2 separate regions of the Homo sapiens genome follow, and region 1 is linked to region 2. A link is a loop called in an ENCODE intact Hi-C map of the cell type or tissue named here. Cell type or tissue: heart left ventricle. All regions are shown on one strand. Links, peaks and the distances in the headings refer to the core of each region. The heading gives the core; the rest is flanking DNA. Region 1 has its middle 41 kb from the start of WDR75. Region 2 has its middle 28 kb from the start of SLC40A1.

Region 1 (4,403 bases), core at 173-4,172, 70 kb before region 2:
CTAATTGAATGCATATTGATTAAAATAGCTTCGTTGTTAATGTGCTGAAACAACATTCCTCTTTGGTTTTTTCCTCCTATCATAGCCTAGCACCCAATATAGAAATGATAGAATATGTTGAAATGTTGTGGATAATGTGTTTTAAACAATTTCAGTTCTTTGTACTATGACTATAATGGAGCCTTTAACAGAAACCTATTAACATAACTATCTGGTTAAAACTAACTAAATCTTATAAATGGCATCAATTTTTCTTTGAAGCTGCTCTGTCTGACCTACTACTTCTAGAAATTGTGCTTCCTCTGTTAGTTGTGTTTCTCGATAGCAACAAAAATGACAAAATCACCTTAAGACACCAAAGCCATAATTCTGTCACCACACAATCTTCATAGAAATGGGAAAAGACCTGGGAAGGATTTTGGATCCCAGGTAGCTTATTTATTCCTGATGAATACCTTTGAGATTAAAACAAAATAGAAATGAAAGTAACTGGGATTTGATAGTAGTACACTATGACAACAGGAGGTGAGTAGACTGGAATGAAAATGAACCACTCAACCACAGAGATGCAGTCAATAATTATGATGCTCAGATTGCTTTGTTTTTCAAAAACCATGAGCAAACCACTTAATCTCTGAGTCTCAGTTCCTTCATCTAAATTGCAGAATTAGACAAAGTGACCCTTCCAGCTCTGATATTCTGTGACATCAAAACTTAGATACCAGAATATTGCAGCATAGGTCCCACATCCCATCCCATGTCTCAGAATGCCAAGAAACTGGTCTTGCAAGTATTAAATTTTCGGTGCATGTATATAAATAGGTGGAGAGATGGCTATCTTAGTTTTCCATCTTCAGGCATGACATACATACCCCTGGCTTAGAAACTCCCTGGGAGATCAGAGCACTTGGTTCACAAAATGAAATAATCAGACATGAAAGTGCACCAGTTCCTTTCATTGTTTTGTTGAGTTTTGATCATCCTTGTTACTCAGTGGTTGTCTACTTTAACGGAAGGATGAATATAAGTGCTCTGAAAACAAGCACTTTAAATGCAAATATTTGGATATTATGCTCTAGCTCACATAGGAATGTAAGTTAAATTCATATTCTTTCGGAAATGCCTGTCTGCAGTTGTGAAATTGAGTCCACTAGCCCAGCTCAATGTGGCGTTTCTGCCAGAAAGAGCACTGGTCTAGGAGTCAGAAGACTACTAGCTCCAGTTCTGCCTCTGCCTAGATTTGAACCTCTCAAGTTATTTGAGGTCTTATGGTTTGAATCTCTACGAAGCCTGGGTTCCATTAGATGGTCTTCTGAGCCCCTTTGTTGACTCTCAAATTGTGATTCTCCAAAATGCCCAGAACTCTGTTAGCCCTATCCAAAAATATATGTGTGGCCTTGCTACTTAATTGCAACCTTGGTGCTGGACAGAAGAGAAAAGCAGCTTCAAAGACTACATTTCTGAATAAGAGAGAAGATCCTGCACTAATGAAAGAAGGCTTGAGGTATCCTTTGCCTGAATCTCTTTAGACTTTACCCCAGAGAATAGGCTTGGAGTCAGAACTCCCATCAGCAACATGTCCAGAGAAACTATGAGCTAAGTATTTAATACAGCTCCCAGGGGCAGGCTGACCCCGCAGGGCTCAAAACATGGAATAAGGGAGCAGGCTGTAGGACACACAAGGAGCTCTCCTATTTGTTGAATGAAGATGGCCATAGAATGAACAAGATAAGAGCAGGTAGGTTTGTTAAACTCAACAGTCAAGGTGAAATGAAGGGCCAACGCTTGTCTTTATAAGCAAATCTTTTTCCCAGGCTCCAAGTACCCCCTTAAGCCACTGAAGAGTGATATATTCTGCAACATGAGCAAGGATTTCATGAATTTTAGGCAGTGAAGGGATTTTTGGAACTGCCAACTAAATATGTCTGACTTCATTACACTCCATCCCTCTGCTATGTCCGACCTGTGTAACACTCCTCTCATCCCCCTAATTCATGACCTTGGCAGAAAATGTCCTCTTGACTATATAAAACAAGCTAAAGGAAACACTGAACACCACAAGATGTACCACATCTGTGCAGGTCTTTTAGCTAAAGGGGCAGAGAGAAGCATCACTGGCTACTGAAAACCGAACAACACAGAGAACACAACTGTATTGGTATGTGCTAGAATTGGGAATATCTTGAGACAAGGACAAGAAATTCCTGTGTTATATTTGCCTTTGCCTTCTTCCTGACTCATCTAACTTCTTTCCTCTTTTAGTGGGAAATTGGACTACTCTGAAAATGTCTGCTTGTTTTTGGAGAATATCTACAGCAGAAGAAATTTGCACAGCAGTCACTCGGTCCACATTTACTCTTCAGGATGTTGTGGAATGTACCCCCAGGTTGCTTTTGGAGTGCAAATAAAATGTAGCTCAACCCCACCTCAGCCACAGTGGCTCTGCTGACTTACTGGGAAAAACACTCAAACTTCCATGGGCATCCCTTTCCTCATCAGTGAAGTGAGAAGAGGCTGAGGCACCTCAGGGGCCTTCCAACTCTGATAGTCCTTGATTGCAAGTGTACTACGTAATACTTTTTGTAATGAAGAGGGTAATTAATGCATTGATAATGATAATTCATTGTAGAATATGGTAATAGAATAGAGAATCTTACTATGTTGGACAGAATTTTTTATACAACTAAAAATGGAGGAATGGACATCTTCTCCCAGCATAGAACTGCAGTGACACCCACGTAGTACCGGCTCTAGTGGTGCTCAAGCCCGGGTTTATGTATGTTGTTGGGGTTGAGGTCGGAGGGTGGGTTAGACATGAATAACTTATGGCAGCGATTACTGCAAGTTTCTTAAGGGCCCCAGAGGTATAATAATAACATAATAATTATGAGAATATCCAGCGTCTTTCTAAAACTCATCATGTGCCATTTAATCCACACCTTAAGATACATGTGAAAATGCAGTTTTGTAATATCTAGTTCGCAGAGTAAGACACTGAGAACCAGGAAGGTTTGGTGAATTGCCCAGGGTCACAGCACTAGTAAATGGATGAGCCAATGCTCCAGCTCAATTTGGCTCTAGCACTCGTTCCTTAGCCACTGTGGTCCCCAAAATCAGCAAGAGGGCTTCTTCACCACCACCCTCAGGCCTCCTACAAGTGCAGCACCCCGGGTCTGGAACATTCCCATTCTGATGAGGCTGGGGGGAGGGGGGGTCTCTGCCCCACCTGGCCTCAGGCCATCGTTGAGTGATGTCTGCCTGCACCACTGTCCCCACCCACTGGAGGCCGTTTGGTCTCCTTTGTACCTCCTCTCAATCTTACCATAGCCTCAGCTGCTCTGCAGATCCCAGGCATCATCCTGAAGCTGCTCAGGTGGGTGAATGAAAGTCTGGACTCTTTCCCTGTGGAAGGTGAATGCCTGCCTGGGCAACAGTACTGCTGCCATCTCAGCTAGTGTGAGAAGGGCTGTGGGTGTGTGCCTGGTACAGAGCACCATTCAAATGCGTGCAGGCCTTGCTGCCGGTGCTGCCCAAGAAGCTGCAGGCTGCCTATACCCTGTATCACTACCCTCCCTGTGACACTGCTAGACCAGCTGGGCTGCCTCAGCACAGCCTGGCACAATACATGTGTGGAGGACAAGGAGTCCATGGACTCACCTGGTGCTCATCTCCGGGATTACCTTCCTCATCCTGGAACTGACTCTGATCCCTTCCTACTGCATGGCCCTCATCGTCATCTGGGGCTTGAAGTCCCAGATTATTTGCTCCTTATGTAAACAAAATATTTCCAGGGGCCAGATAGCCTCACACAGCTCAGCTTTTATGGCCTAGAGATATCTCCCAGGTCTGTGTTTCATCCTGCGACAGCGCTATCATCTTCCTGGCCCCTCAGGGCTTAATTTAGGAACTGTATTTGTCAGGGTTCTCTAAAGGTAGACTGATTCAGGGACCTTGTCTGTATTATAATCATTTGGCTCTCTCAAGGATAGAAGAGAAATTGCACAATCAGTTCAGATAGGAGCAGTTTTGTTGTTGTTGTTGTTGTTGTTGTTTTGTTTGTTTGTTTGTTTGTTTTTTGAGACGGAGTCTTGCTCTGTCATCAGGCTGGAGTGCAATGTGCAGTCTAGGCTCACTGCAACCTCCGCCTCCCGAGTTCAAGTGATACTCCTGCCTCAGCCTCCCGAATAGCTGGGACTACAGGTGTGTGCCACCACACCCAGCTAATTTTTGTATTTTTAGTAGAGACGGGGTTTCACCATGTTGGCCAGGCTGGTCTCAAACCCCTGACCTCGTGATCCACCCGCCTCAGCCTCCCAAAGTGCTGGGATTACAGGCATGAGCCACTGGGCCAGCCCAGATTGGAGCAGTTAATTAGACAAGTGGACATAGATCTAATTCTCATG
Region 2 (4,403 bases), core at 73-4,072:
ACAGCTAATTCTAGATGGCTTAATTTTATTTAAATAAAACTGTAAAAGTACCAGGGAAAAATATGAGTTTTTTAAAAAAAAAACTCTATGTGGAAAGACCTTTTTACAGCCCACCCAAAACTCGAAATCAAAATAGAGAAGACTGATAGACCCAATTCATAAATATTTTTAAACCAAAATTAAAGTCAAATAAGCAAAGAGGTGAAATAGCCATAGTGCATACGACAGACTAACATTAACATCCCCAGCATACAAAGATCTTTTACCAATCAGATGATGATAAACATGCCTATGAAAAACATGTATAATTCATAAAAATCAGAAAAATAGGCAAGAAATTGAAAAGTTTAACCTTACTGTTGATTAAAGAAATGCACATTCAAATAAAAATTCTTTATCAGATTGGCAAACATATAATAGATTGACAAAATCTGATGTTGACAAAGGTGTAGGAAAATGGTGATTCGAATTGGCACAACTTTTCTGGAGAGAATTTTGGCATTTATGAATCAAAATTTCAAATGTGTATAACTTATGATCTAGCAAGTTTTCCAGGGACCTGTCTGTGGAAATCATTGCTCAAGTACCCAAAGCTGTAAACACAGTGATGTTAATTATAGCATTATCTAAAACAGCAGAAAAACAGAAAACAACCTAATTGTCCTCTGGCTAAACAAAGGCATAAAGTATGATAAAATACTATATGGCCACGAAAAATTGTAACATGATTTTAAACGTATTGCTCTGCAATGATATCCAGGTTATATTGTTGAATGAAAAATTATCAAGATACTGAATAACATGTGAAGTATGGCAACATTTTTATAAAATTATGGGTATGCAAACACATGTACATGCATGCCTGGAAAGGTTATTCACTAAAATGTCAACGGCAATGATCTTCGTGAAGAGATTTTGGGTGAGTTTTACTCTCTTGTTTATATTTTCATGATTATTTGGAATTCTTGAATGAGCAAAAAAAAAAAAAAAACAAAAAAAACCACTACCCAAACAGAACAGACACAACTGAAGCATGTCTTCTCAGGAAGCCTTCTCTTACTCCAGGTTGGTCTGGACATTGCCCTCTAACCTCCCATAGCAGCCTATACACATCACCACAGCCCTTCCACATCACAATATAAAGATATTTATTTGTATGCTTTGCCTTTCCTTACAAAACATCAGTAAATACATCTGATATCCTATTATTTTGTTTTTCCTGTGCTGAGCTCAGTGACTGACACATAGCAGGCACCAATGACTCAACCTATTTGGGAATTCAAACTAGCCTCCCCTAAAATTATATATTGTAGGAGGGAGTAGGTGTGAGTTTTATGAGATTAAGATGTGTATTTTTCCCCAGTAGTTTTCATAAGCTAGATAAATTGTGGGGAAATACAAAGTAATGACCTATTTATATGGATCTACCTTTAAGCAAGGTTCAAGGTCCCACTAAATTAACATCCTTCAGAATTCTTATTGGAAGTACTGCTGTTTAAGTCTTGCTTGCTACTGACACTAACTTGATACTGGGAATATGTCTACTTTTCTGAAACTCTCACTTCCTGTATCTGCAAATTAGAAATGAGAATAATTCACCCAGCAACAGGAATGACTGGCGATGAGGAATAGCTAAGAGCGTTTGCTCGAGGGCTCTATTTTAAGTATGCCTCAATTCAGCTCCAAATTTTCCAGTGAACTCTATTTTGACATTGAAAAACAATGTTTTGGCACTACGCTATATTCAGAGACTTTCACAATAAGCTCCTCTTATCAGTTCACCATGTGATGTTTTCCTTTAGCCAGATCACTCATTTTATTCTGGGGTTAGCACTTTTGGACCATAGTTACAGATATGAACTGTGGATAGAAACGGTCTCTAACTTGTAACTATTATTATTTAGTAACGTAAAATACAAAATACATGGAAGAGGGGAGTAGGTAACATATTGGGGTACCCAGTATGTTACCTACCCAAAGGGTTAAAAGGAACCCCCTAACTGAAATTATTTAAAAGCTGAAAGACCTAAACTCCCTATCCAAACTGTTAATATATTCATAACCATATTTTAAGGGATGGTGTTGGTTTTGTGGTGTTGATGATTCTATTACTGCTTTTAACAATTCAAAGACATACTGGTATTAAATGAAGTTACAGCTTTACCCATTGTTAGACTAACCAGAGATAAGCACTTGGCATTATTTCCATCCTTAGGTCTTCAAGTAGTTATCTCATCATTAGTTTGTTTCCCTGTGTTTAGAAGGGTGTGATTTTCACACACTCCTCCAGCCAATGAAAACACCAGTTTTTAATAAGCACGTGAAAACTGTGACTCTTATTTTATAAACGTTGACACTGACAGGTTGATTCATGTCTGAGTATTTGTTTGATCTTTGGAAGTTAAACTTGGAATTTCTACAATGTGTTATGTTAAACATGTGTCACCATTTTGAACATAACATATTGCATAAAACTGTTTATAAGACCTGTATGCATTGCTAAGCATTTGTTTGCTTAAAATCAAAGATCTAAGAGTTTTAAGAACTGCAAAACATCTGAGAATATGAATGATATGCTGCCAGGAAAGAGAGAAAAACAAAGGACGATTAGAACTGAGAAGAGTGAAAAAAAAGTATCAGATGCAAATAACCTACAAGCCACAGTCAACACATTTGCACATGAAGAAAACAGTATAACATAATTTATAACACATTTTGACATATATTTATATTATACTTCAATTAACTTAGTTCTAAGATCATACAGTCTTTTCCTTCTTCTTTACACAAATACATATTTCACTTTTAAAAGAGGGCAGTCTTACAGTCAATTTAATGACTATTAACACATCACAATAATAGACTTTTGAAAAAGTCTGCTTATATCTTCCTAAACCTGTGTTTCCAAATGAATGGTATAAGTTGTTCTCCCATTAAGTCAACCACTGGGCTCATTAAGATATGTATTTGAGAAGAATGAGCTTGTTAGTAAACGTATAGATAAAAGATTTAGGTAAGGATTAGGACCTACTAAAGTGACTGCTGTTAAACCAGCTACATCTAATTCTCAATACTACTAATGTAGCTCTAAGCAACCTAAAACAATGACCCACTGTGAAAGATAAGTGATTCATCTCACTTGTTGCTTACTCCCTGACCATTCTCTCAGGTTTTATTGGTTACTGTATAACTTTTTATTAGTTATCTTTCATGATTTCAAATAATAGGCTTAAATTCTCTTTATTTTTTCATTAATTTTAGGAAGTATCTCAATTTCCTCTCCACAAAGTGAGAACGTATGAATGCTCCACTATCCTTCACTTCTTCTCACCTGTAACTCCCAGGTTTTGTTAACTATACCTGACTTTTAAATTACTGGTATTTATAACATTTACAGTATACCCTATCTTTGTTTTATGAAGTCTTGGGTTTTTTTGGTTTTTTAATATAAAATCTTGTGGGTTGTTTGTTCGTTTGTTTTAGAGACAATATCTCCCTCTGTTGCCCAGGATAGGGTGCAAGTGGTGCATCGTAGCTCACTATAGCCTCAAATTCCGGGCTCAAGTGATCTTTCTGAGTAGTTGGGACTACAGGTGCGTATCACCATGCACAGCATATTTTTTTTTTAATTTTTTATTTCTTCAGAGACTGAGTCTCCTATGTTTCCCAGACTGGTCATGAACCCCTGGCCTCAAGCAATCCTCCCACCTCAGCCTTCCATGTAGTTGGGATTACAGTAGGCATAAGCCACCATACCTGGCAAAGTCTTGTTTATATAAAGGCTTTTAAAATAAAGCCTTGTTTTTAAATAAAGTCTTGGTTTTTAAAATAAAGTCTTGTTTTTTTAATAAAGTTTTGTTTTATAAAGTCTTGTCCTTATTTTGTTAAGTCTTCTAAGCTTTGTTTACTGGTTGATTCTAAAAGTTAGAAAGGAATAGCATATAGAACATTATTATTATGTTGATATTATTCACTGCAAAATCAAGTATTATGATTAAACCTCAGGAGAAAGAAATGTAATCCTATGTAAGGAAAACTTTGCCACTCAAAGGAAATGATTTAAGAATCAAAGTATCCAGGCACAGTAGCTCATGCCTGTAATCCCAGCACTTTGGGAGGCTGAGGTGGGTGGATCACTTGAGGCCAGGAGTTCAAGACCAGCCTGGCCTGCATGGTGAAACCCTGTCTCTATTAAAAATACAAAAAAACTAGCCAGACATGGTGGTGCATGCCTGTAATCCCAGCCACTCGGGAGACTGAGGGAGGAGAATCTCTTGAACTGAGAATCTGGAGGCTGCAGTGAGCCGAGATCGTGCCACTGCACTCCAGCCTGAGCCAGAGTGAGACCTTTTCTTAAAAAAAAAAAAAAAAAAAAAAAAAAAATCAAAGTAAACTTAATTTTC

Evidence for each region. Hi-C counts contacts between places; a loop is a spot of excess contacts. Peaks named below come from ENCODE experiments on the same cell type or tissue, not always from the same donor. Only the 100,000 strongest peaks of a DNase experiment are listed, where the experiment ranks them.
Region 1: it touches region 2 in a loop (2.1-fold over the local background); 6 of 110 quality-filtered maps call a loop at or near these places.

What each region holds. Positions count from the first base shown.
Region 1 is chr2:189,480,499-189,484,901 of GRCh38, forward strand. No RefSeq gene overlaps it. Among named protein-coding and RNA genes, the nearest start is that of WDR75, 41 kb to the left of the region's middle. In heart left ventricle, for the core only: no CTCF peak of the experiment used is centred there; no DNase peak of the experiment used is centred there.
Region 2 is chr2:189,550,812-189,555,214 of GRCh38, forward strand. No RefSeq gene overlaps it. Among named protein-coding and RNA genes, the nearest start is that of SLC40A1, 28 kb to the right of the region's middle. In heart left ventricle, for the core only: no CTCF peak of the experiment used is centred there; no DNase peak of the experiment used is centred there; H3K27ac peaks cover 2,086 bases.